Linked DNA regions of Homo sapiens: region 1 is linked to region 2. Evidence: read pairs that join two places in POLR2A ChIA-PET (ENCODE). Cell type or tissue: K562. All regions are shown on one strand. Links, peaks and the distances in the headings refer to the core of each region. The heading gives the core; the rest is flanking DNA. Region 1 overlaps CACNA1I (calcium voltage-gated channel subunit alpha1 I). Region 2 overlaps MGAT3 (beta-1,4-mannosyl-glycoprotein 4-beta-N-acetylglucosaminyltransferase).

What was found. Peaks named below come from ENCODE experiments on the same cell type or tissue, not always from the same donor. Only the 100,000 strongest peaks of a DNase experiment are listed, where the experiment ranks them.
Region 1: POLR2A ChIA-PET joins it to region 2 with 7 read pairs; 2 of 35 experiments call an interaction of 5 or more read pairs at or near these places.

The regions. Positions count from the first base shown.
Region 1 is chr22:39,645,980-39,654,297 of GRCh38, forward strand. CACNA1I (calcium voltage-gated channel subunit alpha1 I) reads left to right here. Exons shown (of 37, transcript NM_021096.4): 8 at 590-902; 9 at 1,843-1,947; 10 at 3,522-3,946. Among named protein-coding and RNA genes, the nearest start is that of CACNA1I, 79 kb to the left of the region's middle. RefSeq lists an enhancer at 5,234-6,164. In K562, for the core only: no CTCF peak of the experiment used is centred there; no DNase peak of the experiment used is centred there.
Region 2 is chr22:39,484,560-39,492,877 of GRCh38, forward strand. MGAT3 (beta-1,4-mannosyl-glycoprotein 4-beta-N-acetylglucosaminyltransferase) reads left to right here. Exons shown (of 2, transcript NM_002409.5): 2 at 2,788-7,635. The coding sequence starts at 2,789. The coding sequence ends at 4,390. Among named protein-coding and RNA genes, the nearest start is that of MGAT3-AS1, 12 kb to the left of the region's middle. RefSeq lists an enhancer at 5,625-5,919. In K562, for the core only: a CTCF peak has its summit at 2,686; DNase peaks (open chromatin) are centred at 2,472, 4,442, 4,969 and 5,772.

The DNA.
Region 1 (8,318 bases), core at 209-8,208, 160 kb after region 2:
GACTCAGGGCCTGGGAAGCCCACGACGGGCTGTGGCCTCCCTCTCTGGGCTCAGTGCAGATGTCCCAGGCGGATGGGGGCTAGGCCAGGGCCTAGGGGTCTGAGGGGAGCTGGGCTTTGAAGCAGATTCCGGTCGGGCCCAGGGAGCTGCCTGGGCCGTCGCTTTCTCCTGGAGCGAGGCCTCAGCGATCTTTTCCTGTCCCCATCTGTGTCTGTGCCTGTGTCTCTCTGGGCCCCTCCACCTCCCCTGCCCTTTTCTTTCCCTGTTTCCACTCGTCCCCTGCATCTCCCCTCCCTTGCATCTGTCTTTTCTGAGCCCGTCTTACTCTCTTTGTCATCGCGTCTCTGTACCTCACTGTCTCTTTCTACCTGCCCTTGCTCTGGCCTCTGTGTCTCCGGTTGGTCCCTGCCCCTCCTCCTTGCTTCATTTCTGCCTCTGTACCGCCATCTCCATCTCCATCTCCCCATCTCCCTCTGCCTCCCTCTCCCCATGTCTCCCTGCTGTCCCCACTCCATGACTCTGCCTCTCTCACCCTTCTGTCCCCTCCATCCCTGTCCCTGTCCCTGTCCTCTCCTCCCGTTGGTCACAGGTGGGCTCCTTCTTCATGATCAACCTGTGCCTCGTTGTCATAGCGACCCAGTTCTCGGAGACCAAGCAACGGGAGCACCGGCTGATGCTGGAGCAGCGGCAGCGCTACCTGTCCTCCAGCACGGTGGCCAGCTACGCCGAGCCTGGCGACTGCTACGAGGAGATCTTCCAGTATGTCTGCCACATCCTGCGCAAGGCCAAGCGCCGCGCCCTGGGCCTCTACCAGGCCCTGCAGAGCCGGCGCCAGGCCCTGGGCCCGGAGGCCCCGGCCCCCGCCAAACCTGGGCCCCACGCCAAGGAGCCCCGGCACTACCGTAAGTGGCCCTGCATCCGACGCGGCACTCAGGCACTTCGTGCCAAGTGTCACTCCTTTCCAGCACGTCCAGCAGGCCCAGCAGCCTCCAAATTCCAGGTCTTCACTTCATGCTCAAGTGTTTCCTTCACAGCCCCCAGGGACCTCTGTCCCCACCTCTGCCTGCCCTCTCCTGGCACCTGTCAGAGCCTGCGCTGGGCCGGGCCTGGGGCTGAGGGAACTCAGCCTTTGCCCTGGAGGAACTCGATCCCTGTGTATGTGTGGAGATAGCAGATCGGCCTCGGAGGAAGCCACACTTGAGAGGAAAGAACAAGTGTCTCTCCTCAGTCTCGGAAAGCTAAAATTCTTCCCCCCCACTGCAGCCACATCACTCCCTTCTCTGGGTTCCTGCTGCTGTCCCCTGCTTTCCAGCACACCTGAGCAATGACCCTGGGTACCTGACACAAAGGGGCTGTGGGCCTGCCCCTCAAAGCTGTGGCATGTTGGGGACTCATGCCACCCTGTGCTCTGTGCTTGTCGTGGGGCTGTGAGAGTTACACTTTTGTTTTTTGTTGTTGTTGTTAAGACAGGGTCACCCAGGGAGTACAGTGACACAAACACAGCTTACTGCAACCTCAAACTCCTAGGCTTAAGCCATCCTCCTGCCTCAGCCTTCGGAGTAGCTGGGACTACAGGCATGCACCACCATGCCCGGCTAATTTTTTAATTTTTTTTTGTAAAGACGGGTCTCCCTATGTTGCCCAGGCTGGTCTCAAACTCCTGGGCTCACGTGATCCTCCCGCCTTGGCCTCCCAAAGTGCTAGGATTATAGGCATGAGCCACCGCCCCTGGCCAAGTTTATGCTTTTAGGCTTGGAAGGGGCTGCCCTGTTGGTTGCCTCATCTGTTCCAGGAAACGGTCCTGAGAAGGGAGAAGATAGTAATATTATCTCCACTTTTCAGATGGGAAGACTAAGGGTCAGGGAGATGAAGGGAGACATCTCGGAAGCCGGCATTGCCAGACTTTGCATGGGCCTGCCTCCCCTGGAAATGATCACTCGGGAAGAGGCAAGCCAGGGCCACGGGAGGTGGGCCCTGCCCCCAGCCCCAATACCACTTCTCCCAGTTGGTGCTGAGAAGGAAGTCGGCAGGCATGGGGACGGCGCTTGAGCAGCCGCGACCCTCTGCAGGCCTGTCTCCCTCTATAAAGTGAGGACAGGGGCCCCCAGCACGTGGCCGTCCACGGCGGGAGTCAGCCACCCCAGGCCCTGCTCTGGAAAGCCCTGTCCTTCCAGCTCTCACAGTCTGGGAATCGATTCTTGGGAGGCAAGCAGAAGAATGCACGCTCAGAGCTGCCGCCCACCCGTCCTCGGGTGCCAGCCATCCAGGCGTGGGCTCGGAGGAGGCCCCAGGTGGCCCGTGGGCAGGCCCGGCATGCGGACACAGGAGCTGGGGCCGGGCAAGGCTGGCACTGGTGTTGCTGGAGGACGTGGGGGAGAAGTGTTCACTCCAACGGGCTTCCTGCGGCCGCCCAGCCCCCTCTCCTGGCACTCTTGCCCCCTTGCCCCTGGGCCTCCCCTCTGCCCTGGAAAACGAGAGTTGGCTGTCGCCCCACGTCCAGGTGGGAGCAGTGAGCCGGCGCTGGGAAGGGCTTTGGGCCTGTCCTCCGGGGTGAGATGGGACTGACCCCTGGGTTCCTGGCTGCCCGCCCTGACTCCAGAGGTGTGAATGAGCCAGGGGTGCTTATTCAGGGCTTGGGAGGCATCTGGAGGCAAGTGTGGAAATGAAGGGTAGGCGTGACATGCTTTTCTTTCCCTTTCATGTTACTTTTTTGGCTTACACAAGCAAAATGTGTTTATTCTAGGAATATATAGGAAAACACAAAGAAGGCATTAAACCAAGCAGAGAGAGGCCTCTCTGACACCTCTTTGAGATGGTTCACAGATCACAGAACTCAGTCCAGGGCCAGCCCAGGCGTCTCCTGTGATTCCGGGGCAGCAAAGGGATGAAGTTCCCTCTTCCCAGGGGCCCTTCCTGCCCGCTGCCCCCACCTCCACCCCTTGCGTGGAGGGAAGTCCCAGGGGCTTCTGGAGTGAGGGTCTGCCCTTGCCCCAGGGCTCCATGCCTCCTCCCCTCCCTGGGAAGCAAACCTCACCCCTTCCCCGCTCCCCACCTGCTGTATAGGCAGGAGACTTGAGAACACCAAGTCCACCATGGCCTTCTCTGACGGGGGCTGCCCCCACATTGGCCTGACTCTTTCAGAATCACATCTAGTTCCCAAGCTGCACGACTGGGGCTCTGGGTCTGTTCCATGCTGACCCAGGGCCTAGGCCAGGAGGGATGGCCGGTCAGCACGGATGCGCGCCCTGCACCGTGCTGGGCCCATCATGTGCCTTAAGGGAGAGAATCCTCCTACAGCCTGCATGGTGGGCGTTCCTGCCCCAACTTCTACAACAGGGGCAGACAAAGCTCAGAGAGCTGCAGCCGCTTCCCCAGGCACCCCTGACCGCCTTTCCAGGCTGGGTCGGCTGGTTCCAGGCAGACCTGTGGGCCTGGGAGCCAAGCGCACTCAGGGATGTGTCCCAGGGTGGATTGGGCCTGGTGTGGGCAACGACTCTATGCCCCTCTCATTTGCTTTTCAGAGCTGTGCCCGCAACATAGCCCCCTGGATGCGACGCCCCACACCCTGGTGCAGCCCATCCCCGCCACGCTGGCTTCCGATCCCGCCAGCTGCCCTTGCTGCCAGCATGAGGACGGCCGGCGGCCCTCGGGCCTGGGCAGCACCGACTCGGGCCAGGAGGGCTCGGGCTCCGGGAGCTCCGCTGGTGGCGAGGACGAGGCGGATGGGGACGGGGCCCGGAGCAGCGAGGACGGAGCCTCCTCAGAACTGGGGAAGGAGGAGGAGGAGGAGGAGCAGGCGGATGGGGCGGTCTGGCTGTGCGGGGATGTGTGGCGGGAGACGCGAGCCAAGCTGCGCGGCATCGTGGACAGCAAGTACTTCAACCGGGGCATCATGATGGCCATCCTGGTCAACACCGTCAGCATGGGCATCGAGCACCACGAGCAGGCCAGTGCAGCGCAGCCGGGCCGGGCCTGCGGGAGAGGTGTGAGGGCCCCAGGACCCTGCCCAGGCCTGGGCAGCCCCATCCATCTGCCTGGGTTTGTGTGTCTGTCCACCTAGAAGTGCCGGGCTGAGCTGGGTCCAGTTCATCCATGTGACCTTACTGCCCAGCCAGGGCCGAGCTCAGAGGAAGGAAGGGCTTGGGTGTCTGCCGAATGAATGATGAGTGAACGAGTGAAGCTGGCTAGGACTGGGCCTCTCCGGGGCTCTTTTCCTCCTAAGCTGCTCAGCCTGGATACCAAGGCAACCACAGCGCATCCCCTGCCAGTCCCTGCAAATCTGACTTCTATTCACCTCTCCACCTGAGCCCTTCTGTTTTCTTCTTTAAAAAAAAAAAAAAAATTTAAAAAACAGATAGAGTCAGAGTTTTGCTCTGCTGCCCAGGCTGGAGTGCAGTGGCACGATCAAGCGATCCTCCCTCTTCAGCCTCCCAAGTAGCTGGGACTACAGGGAGGTGCCACCAAGCCTGGCCACCTGGGCCCTTCTGTCCATTCCCCCCCAAACAGCTGGGGTGATTCTTCCAGAGGGCCAGTCTTGTTGGGCTCTTCCCTGCCTCAAAACTTCTGTTGCTCCTCATTGCCCTCAGGACAAAATCCAGACCTTTGCATGACCCTCAAGGCCCCTTGTCTCTGTCACAACGTCCCTTCACCAGGCCAGGGTGTCCTGTCCCATCCAGTGACTCCACCCCATACAGCCCCATGGCGCTGAGGGCGAGTGGCCCTGTGGTTGTCCTGTGTGTCCTCTCTGCATGTCCCTCCTGTGGGCTGGGAGCAGGGAGGACAGGAGGAGTGGGCGCTGAGCTGAACAGTGTGCTCCAGGCCCCTGGGCCATCACAGGGCTGGTGGGCCCCAGGGGGACAGTACATAGGGGAGGGGACAGCTTCTGGGAGATGGTGGGAGCTGGGGGAGGATGTGTGTGTGAGGAGAGCAGGGCCTCTGTGGGGACACGGGAGGGAGGGGCAGTGGGGTTAGCAAGGATGCCTCAGTCCACAGGCCCCACCTGGGGTTGACAGCCTGGGTGGCAGGTCTGGTCCTGCCCCATTTGGAAAAACACCATTTTCTGGCTCCTGCCATCCACCAGCCCCTGGATGGGGTGACTCCCTGAACCCACTCCCCAGCTCTGCGAAGGTTCCCACCTAGCAGCTGGTGACCCTGAGGTCCAACGGCGGGGAAGTCACTGGCCCGAGGTCCCGCCGCCAGCTGGGGGCCAGGTTCGAACCAACTTCTTTCTGTGGCAAGACTGACGCCCCGGGAGGGCTTGGGATTTCGACATTCTGTTTGCTGCCCTGCGGCCCTCCTTCTGTGGAGGCCCTGCATGCCGCACCCCATGGGGCCGCACACGCACCTCCCTCTTCGTTAGCTCACCAAGCACAGGCTCCATTCAATTTACTTAAATGGGGCTCCCGGGGCTGCCATGACACTCTGTTCAGAGCTGCTCATTTGCCAGCCATTCCAGCTTAATTAAAAAGGTCTCTGGGGAGGGCTAGCGAGAGGGCTCTCTGCAGGGGGAGAGCTGGTGAGACAGGGCCCCCAGGACCCCCTTGCTTAGAGTTCAGCCTCTGGTCAGTGCCTGACCCAGGCCTGCAGGGGAGCAGCATTCCTGCAGAAAGCCCCACAGGGAATGAGTGCTGTGGGGCTCGCTCCAGTCTCCAAGTGGGGCAGCATCGAGGGGGCCTGCACAGCCCTGCTACCCTCGAGCCCCGGCACTGTCCTTGCCAGGGGCTTGCTGGAGCCAGCTGGTGAGGGCCAATTTCCAAACACTCAGGAATTTTGCAAGCCAGTGATGAAAGAGTTGGGAGCTTGAAATTGGCCGTGGAGGGAGTATTTACACCATGGAAATTGGCAGATGTTCCACATCAGGGCTGTTTGCAGAGGGCTCTTTGCCAGGGTCCAGCTGGTCCCTGCCTTTTCACCCACCCCATCCATGTCAACACCACGGCCAGGGCAGGTCCAGCCTCAGGCCAGGCCACGGTCCCTGCCCAAGCCTCCTCAGGATCTGCCTCTCCCTCCTTCTGTCACATCTGTCTGATCAAGCTTTCCAACCTCGGATCTGGTGGAGCCTTTTTTTTTTTTGAGATGGAGTCTCACTCTGTTGTCCAGGCTGGAGTGCATTGGTGTGATCTGGGCTCACTGCAACCTCCCCCTCCCAGGTTCAAGCAATTCTCCAGGCGTGTGCCACCACTCCCAGCTAATTTTTAGTAGAGACGGGGTTTCGCCATGTTGGCCAGGCTGGTCTTGAACTCCTGACCTCAGGTGATCTGCCTGTCTCACCCTCCCAAAGTGCTGGGATTACAGGCATGAGCCACCGTGCCCAGCCAGGTGGAGCCTCTTCTGGGAGCAGCAGGCTTCACGTGGCTTCCTGACCAGGCTAAGAGATGAGAGAGGCTGTTCCCACTGTGCGTCTCCTGCCTGGTCACAGGGCCCACCTGATTTCCTCATCTACTAAGCAGATGTCTTTCCCTCACAGGGACAGGCCACCATTTACTGAGCACCTACTGCAGGCCAGGCCCTGTGCCAGCATGGTGCCAGTGAGTCCAGCCACCCTCAAGGCAGGTATTATTACCTCGCCCCTCTTGTACCCTTGGAAGGCCACTGCTCAGAGAGCAAATAGATCACATAACGTTTGGGTTTCAATCCTGGTTCTGGCCTGGCTTGGTGGCTCATGCCTGTAATCCCAGCACTTTGGGAGGCTGTGGCGAGAGGATCACTTGAGCCCAGCAGTTCAAGACCAGCCTGGGCAACAGAGTGGGACCCCGTCTCTGCAAAAAATAAACAAATTAACCAAGTGTGGTGGTGCATGTCTGTAGTCCCAGCTTCTCAGGAGGCTGAGGTGGGAGGTTTGCTTGAACCCAGGAATTTGAGGCTGCAGTGATTGGTGATTGTGCCACTGTATTCCAGCCTGGACAACAGAGCAAGATCATGTGTCAAAACAAACAAAAAATTCCAAATCAGCCAAACAAACCAATCCTGGTTCTGCTATTGACTGGCAGGGTGGCCGGGAGTGCATCACTTGGCTTCCTCACCTGGCACCCCCCATCTGTAAATGGGTACACGGATCCCCCCACACGGTGGCTAAGAGGGCTGACTGCATTGTGGGTGCACGGAGCCCCCCACACGGTGGCTAAGAGGGCTGACTGCATTGTGGGTGCACGGAGCCCCCCACACAGTGGCTAAGAGGGCTGACTGCATTGAGAACCTGGCGCTTAGTAGGTGCTCACTGATGAGTCACTGCTTCAGAGTCTTGTCTGAGCTCACACCACCACCCCTGGGTGCATTTACCATCCTCTGTCTGGAGCCTCAAAAAATTAAAGTAAGAGGGGGAGGATGAGTCTCTGAAATGTCCCTTATAAAGCAGCTCCAGGGGCAGCCATGGTCTCCTGGGCTCTGCGCAGGGCCTGACTATGGGCCCGCTGGTATTTTTGCTCCGCTCGCTCGGCTCCCAGACACTGCTCTGCGGGAAATGATCCGCCCCCATGTTTATTTTGAGCAGCCCTGTCTGAGGTGGCGCTCGCAGAGAGAGGTGGCCCAGGGCTTCCAAGGGGGGTGCAGGGAGAGAAGGAGAGGAGGAGAGGGTGGGTGAACTCCCTCAGCCCTTCTCCTGCAGGGGAGGCAGCATGGGGGGCCTTGCCCCATACCCCATCCTGGCTGGCAGGGAGCTCTGTGACACTGAGGGGCAGGAGGCGAGGGTGTGACATCTGTGAAGTGGGGCAGAGTGACCTCAGGCCTGGTCACAGGGTGCTTGAATGACAGGTTAGATTGCAGTTGCTCAAGCCTTTAGGGTGACCACTGCTGCTGAAATCTTGGGGGCATTACCCAGAGAACAGCTTGCTCATCCAGGTTCCTCATGGCAGCAGATGCTGTTTCTTGCAGGGCCTGGCCTAGAAGGAGGGGATGGGTGAGGTAGGGTGTAGGCCAGGCAGGGGCCTGTGTGTGACTCACGAAGTGGTGAAATGGGGCTGAAATTCCCACCCCCTGGGTAGCCCAGGCTGTGTGACGGGCAGGTGGGACAGGTCAGCTGGGGTGGCCAGGCTTCTCCAGGGAGGCCTGATTCCTTCATCATCACCGCCATCACTGCATCACAGCTCTTCCTGGTGTGATCCTCTGGCAGTCTTGTGGGGCAGGCTGGGGGAGCATCTAATCACCACCAGGCAGATGGGGAAACTGAGGCTCAGTGAAGTAGATGGCTTGCCCAAGGTGCCAGGGTGAGCAGCGACAGAGCCGGGCTCCCGGAGATTGAGGTCAGCTGTGGACAGTTGAACTGGAGGAAGGCATTGCTCCTAGGAGCAGTGTCTGTTCAGCTTCTCTCTCCTGCACACACC
Region 2 (8,318 bases), core at 39-8,038:
ACAGGGTTTCACAATGTTGGCCAGGCTGGTCTCAAACTCCTGACCTCTGGTGATCCACCTGCCTCAGCTTCCCAAAGTGCTGGGATTACAGGCGTGAGCCACCACGCCTAACCCAAATTCCTATCTTTCCACCCTACCTTGCTGTCCTTAAAAAGTAGGGAGGCTGGCCATGGTGGTTCATGCCTGTAATCCCAGCACTTTCAGAAGCTGAGGCGGGCAGATCACTTGAGGTCAGGAGTTCAAGGCCAGCCTGGCCAACGTAGTGAAACCACATCTGCACTAAAAATACAAAAGTTATCAGGGCATGGTGGCACACGCCTGTAATTCCAGCTACTTGGGAGGCTGAGGCAAGAGAATTGCTTGAACCTGGTAGATGGAAGTTGCAGCGAGCCAGGATCTAGCCACTGCACTTCAGCCTGGGTGACAGAGTGAGACCCTGTCTCAAAAAAAAAGTGAGGGGGAGAGCATGACCCAGAGAAAGAATCAAAAATAAAGAGAAGCCACAGATGGGAACATTTTAAGAATATCTAGGTGGGACAGTGCCAGATGCCAAAGGCAAGGTTTCTGTCTCAGCCTTTTCTGTGACTCAGTGGGTTCCCCCCGGACAGGTCACTGGTCTCACTTGGCCCCACCCAGCATCTTCACTGGTCAAATGGATGTAAACTCCTGGCTCGCCTGCCCACCTGCCTAGACTCAAGGGTGAAATGAGCTGGATGGCTACGGTCGGAGGTGCTCTGTGGCTGCACGGCTCATTCATAAAACGAGGGATCCAAATCCAGCATGGGGTTTGGCTGATGGTGACATTCTGATGTCCGTTTCCTAGTTGTGACAAATGTACCATGGTGGTATAAACTGGGAGCAACAGGGTGAAGTGTGTGAGGAAGCCTCTGTGCTGTCTTTGCACCTTTTCTGATAATCTACAAATATTCTAAAATTAAAAGTTTATTTAGGCCAGGCATGGTGGCTCATGCCTGTAATCTCAGCACTTTGGGAGGTCGAGGTGGGCGGATCACCTGAGGTCAGGAGTTCGAGACCTGCCTAGCCAACATGGCGAAACCCCATCTCTACTACAAATACAAAAATTAGCTGGGTGTGGTGGTGTGTGCCTGTAATCCCAGCTACTTGGGAGGCTGAGGTGAGAATTCCTTGAACCTGGGAGGCAGGGGCTGCAGTGAGCAGAGATCGCACCACTGCACTTCAGCCTGGGCGACAGAGCAAGACTCTGTCTTAAAAACAAACAAACAAACAAAAACACACAAAAAAAATTTAAATTGGAGAATGAGAATATACAAGCATCTCCATTCCACAGCCATAAACTGATTGATAAATTAAACTGTATAAATGAATAGCAAATGGTTACATCATGAGTCATGAATACAGAGTGATTTATTCACAATAGCCATGTAATATGTGGGATTTAAAAGGAACTGGTACATTTATTTCTACTGATACCAAAATCTTTTAAATCTATCATTGATTGAGGAAAACAACTTGGTTAGACTTAGTGTCCAATATGGTAGTATTTATGAAAAATATTAAATCAAGAATAGAAAAATTGCATATAAAGCCAGAGATAGACCTCAAATTTTTTTTTTTTTTTTTTTAGATGGAGTCTTGCTCTTGTCACCCAGGTTCTGGAGTGCAATGGCGTGATCATGGCTCACTGCAACTTCCGCCCCCTGGGTTCAAGTAATTCTCCTGCCTCAGCCGGTATAGCTGGGATTATAGGCATGCGCCACTACACTCAGCTAACTTTTGTATTTTTAGTAGAGACAGGGTTTCACCATGTTGGCCAGGCTGGTCTCGAACTCCTGACCTTGTGATCTGCCCACCTCGGCCTCCCAAAGTGCTGGGATTATAGGCGTGAGCCACTGCACTGGCCGACCTCAAATTTTTATGCCTGGAGATTAGTAAAGGGCATGGAATAATGAAGGGGAACTTTTATTTTATTTTGTTTTTGAGATAGGGTCTCAGTCTGTTGTCCAGGCTGGGGCGCAGTGGTGCAATCATGGCTCACTGCAGCCTCAACCTCGAGGTCTCAAGTGATCCTCCCACCTCAGCCTCCTAAGTAGCTGGGACCACAAGCACATGGCACCACACCTGGCTAATTTTTAAATTTTCTGTAGAGATGGGGTCTCACTATGTTGTCCAAGCTGGTCTCAAACTCCTGGGCTCAAGTGATCCTCCTGCCTCAGCCTCTGAAGGTGTTGGGATTACAGGCGTGAGCCACCACGCCTGGCCTAATTTTATTCATTAAATATGTTAGAATTAAGTGTTTTCCCTTGAGACCTGTGAGTTTTTTCAGTGAAAAAATATTCAAAAGGTTTGTCAGTATGTCCATAAAAAAGAAGATAGGAGGGGAGGGACAGGACCCAGGAGGGCAGCCTACAGCCTGCTCTCCCCGTTCTGTCCTGGGGCGGAGTCTGTACTGCGAGTTGAGCTTTTCCCAAGGCGCATGTTACTCCTGGAGCCAAGCCTAGCAGTGCAGCCGCACAGTCAGGGTGGGGTGGGCCAGGCGGAGAAGCAGGCTGCAGAGGGGGCAGGGTGGTGGCCTGGGGATCTCAGGGAAGGGCTATGGGAGCACGGCGGTGTCCTCAGTGCTGGGGCTTTCAGGGGCCTTGGTACCGCGAGTTGACTCTTGGGGGCAGGAGGTCACTCCATGCAGGGGCAGCAGGTGCTGGCCACCACATTGTCCAGCAAGGTGGCAGCAGAGGCCTCCTAGGTCCCCTTCCTAGGAAAGGAGCCTGGGCTGCCCTGATGAGTCTCCTGTCTCTCTCTCTCCCGCAGGATGAAGATGAGACGCTACAAGCTCTTTCTCATGTTCTGTATGGCCGGCCTGTGCCTCATCTCCTTCCTGCACTTCTTCAAGACCCTGTCCTATGTCACCTTCCCCCGAGAACTGGCCTCCCTCAGCCCTAACCTGGTGTCCAGCTTTTTCTGGAACAATGCCCCGGTCACGCCCCAGGCCAGCCCCGAGCCAGGAGGCCCTGACCTGCTGCGTACCCCACTCTACTCCCACTCGCCCCTGCTGCAGCCGCTGCCGCCCAGCAAGGCGGCCGAGGAGCTCCACCGGGTGGACTTGGTGCTGCCCGAGGACACCACCGAGTATTTCGTGCGCACCAAGGCCGGCGGCGTCTGCTTCAAACCCGGCACCAAGATGCTGGAGAGGCCGCCCCCGGGACGGCCGGAGGAGAAGCCTGAGGGGGCCAACGGCTCCTCGGCCCGGCGGCCACCCCGGTACCTCCTGAGCGCCCGGGAGCGCACGGGGGGCCGAGGCGCCCGGCGCAAGTGGGTGGAGTGCGTGTGCCTGCCCGGCTGGCACGGACCCAGCTGCGGCGTGCCCACTGTGGTGCAGTACTCCAACCTGCCCACCAAGGAGCGGCTGGTGCCCAGGGAGGTGCCGCGCCGCGTCATCAACGCCATCAACGTCAACCACGAGTTCGACCTGCTGGACGTGCGCTTCCACGAGCTGGGCGACGTGGTGGACGCCTTTGTGGTGTGCGAGTCCAACTTCACGGCTTATGGGGAGCCGCGGCCGCTCAAGTTCCGGGAGATGCTGACCAATGGCACCTTCGAGTACATCCGCCACAAGGTGCTCTATGTCTTCCTGGACCACTTCCCGCCCGGCGGCCGGCAGGACGGCTGGATCGCCGACGACTACCTGCGCACCTTCCTCACCCAGGACGGCGTCTCGCGGCTGCGCAACCTGCGGCCCGACGACGTCTTCATCATTGACGATGCGGACGAGATCCCGGCCCGTGACGGCGTCCTTTTCCTCAAGCTCTACGATGGCTGGACCGAGCCCTTCGCCTTCCACATGCGCAAGTCGCTCTACGGCTTCTTCTGGAAGCAGCCGGGCACCCTGGAGGTGGTGTCAGGCTGCACGGTGGACATGCTGCAGGCAGTGTATGGGCTGGACGGCATCCGCCTGCGCCGCCGCCAGTACTACACCATGCCCAACTTCAGACAGTATGAGAACCGCACCGGCCACATCCTGGTGCAGTGGTCGCTGGGCAGCCCCCTGCACTTCGCCGGCTGGCACTGCTCCTGGTGCTTCACGCCCGAGGGCATCTACTTCAAGCTCGTGTCCGCCCAGAATGGCGACTTCCCACGCTGGGGTGACTACGAGGACAAGCGGGACCTGAACTACATCCGCGGCCTGATCCGCACCGGGGGCTGGTTCGACGGCACGCAGCAGGAGTACCCGCCTGCAGACCCCAGCGAGCACATGTATGCGCCCAAGTACCTGCTGAAGAACTACGACCGGTTCCACTACCTGCTGGACAACCCCTACCAGGAGCCCAGGAGCACGGCGGCGGGCGGGTGGCGCCACAGGGGTCCCGAGGGAAGGCCGCCCGCCCGGGGCAAACTGGACGAGGCGGAAGTCTAGAGCTGCATGATCTGATAGGGTTTGTGACAGGGCGGGGGTGGCGGCGGCCCCTAGCGCTATCTCCCTGCCTCCTGCCGGCTCCTTGGTTCTTGAGGGGACCAGGAGTGGGTGGGGAGTGGGGGTGGGGGTAGGGTTTCCCTACTGAAGCCCTTGTGAATCAAGGGTCAGGCCTTTGAGCTCAGAAAATATCCCTCCTGTTGGGAGAGGGCGCAGGCCGTGACGTCTGGGTGGCCCTTATGACTGCCAAGACTGCTGTGGCCAGGAGGTGCCACTGGAGTGTGCGTGGTGGTCCCTGGGTAGCGGGGGAGGGTAGGCAGGATTGGGGAAGAGAGCCTGCAGGATCTCACCAGGCAGCCTCTGGGGGGTGGCCAGGCCGGGAAAAAGCCCACCATTTGGCATCCCTGGGCCTTGGGCTCCGTGTGGGAGACCGGCCTGCCAGGAGGACCCAGGGCTCTGTAAGTAGATGCATTTGGGTCCAGGAGGAAGCGTGGACACCTCGTAGGGAAGAGATGAAAAAGCCACATCCTACCAAGAGGAGGTGCTGAGGGATGCTTTGCAGTGTAGTCAGAAGTGCTGGGCCAGATGGAGACAGAACTCCACCCCCTGCCGCAAAGGACAGGACCTGGCTGCCCTGGGATGCTGGTGCCTGAGTCTGTCTCTGTGCACCCCTCAGGCTGTCGTGAGCCAACACAGGGGCCTGGAGAACCCTGAGGAGCTTTCCTTTTGGTTCTAAACCCGGCGTTGACGTTCCTTCTCCCTTTCACATTGCTGTCTTGTGGACTGTGCACTCAGTCCTTGCAAGGCCAAGAGTCCAGTTGTAGGTGTGGCCTTGAGGGGGAAGTGGGGAGGAGAAGACTGACATGAGTCCTCTGCACGGATCCGTCTCTCCCTCCCCATCACCCCTTCCTTCTGACACCCAGTCCCAGCTGTCCACTGTCCCAGGTGCAGTCACTGTTGTGCCCTTCCTTGGGGCAGGCTGGCTGGGGGCCAGAAAGGGGCCATGAGGCTGTCTTGGGCCCAAAAAGGGACAATAAGGCCAGTTGTATGCTTCCTGTTCCTCATAGCTTGCCTTGGTGGGGATGTCTTTGTTGGAGTTGATTCTGAGCTGCTGTGATTAGGAGACCCTGAAATACAGTGGTTTAAGCAAGATGGAAGCTTGTTTCTAATTAGTCTAGATTGAGATGGCCCAGAGCTGGTAGGGCAGCTCTGCGTTTCTTCATACGCACCTTCCAATTCTGGGTACACAGCGGCTGCTCCAGCGCCCACCCTCCTGTGTGCATCCAAGCCTGGGGGAAGCAGAAATAGACAAGAGGGCACACCCACTTTTTGCTAAAGGCATGAGCCAGAATTGGCAGGCTCACCTCTGCTGGCCTCTCATTGGCTGGGACTCAGTCACATGGCCACAAGCAGCTGCTAGGGAACCTGGGAAGTGTAGTCTTCAGCGGGGCCGCCATGTGCCTGGCCTCACCTTGGGAGTTATCTTATTGATGGAGGAGAAGAGAATGGATATGGGGGACCAGTAGCATCTCTGGGAGAGGGGGAGGGAGCAGCAATAACTCAGTCGTCGGATCCAGCTCTCATTGTCAGAGTTTCCGGAACAGCTTGCTCCTGTTTCCCTCACTGTGCAGCCCAGGGCTGGGGGCAGTGAGGAGCTTGCAGCTCTGTGGGAAGGGGAAACACCCCCTCCCCTCGGCCCCTCAGACGCTACCCAATGATGCCGGTTTGCAGAGTTGGCCTGTGGAATGGCTCATGTTTGTGCGTGTGTGTGTGTATATTTATGGGCATGGGTGCATGCTTGGTGTGTATTTGTACATGTCTGTATTGCTGTGTCCCTGTAAATACATGCTTGTGTATGGATGGAAGAGGCCAGGCCCAGGCCTGGCCTCTTCCTCGGGCCTGTGGCCACACCTCCTGCAGCTCCCCAAAATGACTGAGGCAGAAAGCCCTTGGGGAGCCTAGAAAGCAAAGCTAAAGGGGATGCAGGGTCTGTCTGTCTGTCTGTCTTTCAGTCTGAGGAATGAGAATCCTGACCTGAGGGCTGTGCAGCTGAGAGCCCACTACCTCCCCAGCCCCTCTCGGCCCCAGCCGCATCATCCCACCTGTCCCCTCCCCCCCACCTCCAGTGGGGCTTTCTCCAGATGTCTTATGGTTGGGGGTTTCCTGATGGGCCAGGAGAGGAGGGCATCTTCTTGCGACAGCACTGTCTGGGTTAAGTGCCCAGTGAGGGCATGGTGTGGGGAGCTGGCCTCAGAGGAGCCGCTGGTGGGCAAGCGTGAAGTGGGCTGAGGGGCTCTGAGCCACTTTGCTCCCATCTAGGGGACTGCCCCCCATGGAACTCCTTTGAAGTCACAGCAGCCTTCCTTTCTGTTTGCTCTTGGGGCTGAGAGGTGGCTCAAACACTCGGGGTCCCTATGGCTCTGGGTCAATCTAGGCCAGGCTGCACCCCATGGACAGGGAGTCTCAGGGCTCCTGATCATGCCCAGGCCCTGGCCTGGGGCCTCCCTCCTTGGCAGCTTTCCCACCCCCACGCCCCTGGCATCCTCAGTTGCTATGGGATGCCCCTCCAGGGCACCAGCTCAGGGCTAAGCGAAGGAAGATAGGAGCAGCTCAGAGCTGCCAGGCTCTGCCTTCCTCACAGACCTGGTGGGGCAGGTCCTGTTCACAGCAGCAGGAGTGAAGGCCTGGCCATCGGTGGAGAGGGCAGCTGTCAGAGGGCTGGGGGCCAGGGCACAGGATTGAAGAGTTTCACATATCATCACAGCATACACTGGGAATTTGGTGGGGGCAGAAGAACCCAGGGCCACTCCCTCAATATGAAGGGAAACCAAGCTGAATGTGACCACCGGCACACTGCTGCCATGTCCCATGTCCACCTTTCTCCCCGGGAATAACTGGCCCTGAGACCCCTAGACCCAAGGAGGCCTGTCCATGCCAAGCATCCGGGAAGCATGGCTGGCCTTATCCACCCATGGGTCACGTCGGTTCCCAGGGGCAGCATGGGAGATCTTTGGGGGCAACAGGGAGAGTCTGGGTGGGGAGACGGGACTTGTCCAAGCAGAAGGCAGGACCCTGGGAAATGCATAATGTAAGGACATCAATAATAGTATTATTTTTTTTGTAAGGGAAAATCAATATGTACATTCTGAAATCATTTTCTCTGTAAATGGTTGGATTTCATTTCACCCTTAAAGGGATGCTTAAAGGAGAAGATAATATTAATAATAAAAACAGCTACAAAGTCTGAATTGTGTGCATGTGTGGCCGGTTTGTGGGTGCTCTGGGGCAGGGAGGGGTGGGAACAGGTGGCTCTGGTCTTGCTAAAGACACCCTTACTTCTGGATCCATGGGGTGCAAGAACTTCCCAAGGACTGGATGGCCAGTGGGGAGAGGGGGCTGCAGGGAGCACCTTCACTTAGGGATGACGTGTCCCCCAGCCGCAGGTGGAAGCAGCTGGGAAGTGGAGGATGCTGGGCTGAGGTCTGGTGGAAGGAAGCAGAAGTGAACCAGGCTCCTAGGACCAGGGGCACCCACCCTCCTGCAGGTGGGCAGGGACCCTTTTGGGGATCTGGATGAAGGCTTTGGTGCCTCTGCAGAGAGGGGGTGGTTCTACAATTCTGCTCTGGGGCATCAAAATAAGTGCTCCTGCCTCAGTAGTTTTTCCTGTCAGGTTCTAAATGCCTCATCCAAGGTCACAGCCTTGTAGATTCTGGACCTGGACTCTCAGCACCGGACTCTCTGGACTCCCAGGAGCAGGTATCTCCCTCCCATGTAGCCAACCTTGAACTTGTGCTTGGACAGCACCTGGAGCCTTGGGATGTCAGGGCTTCCAAGGAGCTTCCTCTGGGCCGGGTGGGCACTGGAGTTGTCCTGGGGGTCCCCTGTGTGTGTCCTAAAGACAGTCTCAGGCGGTGGGAACAGACACTTTTTT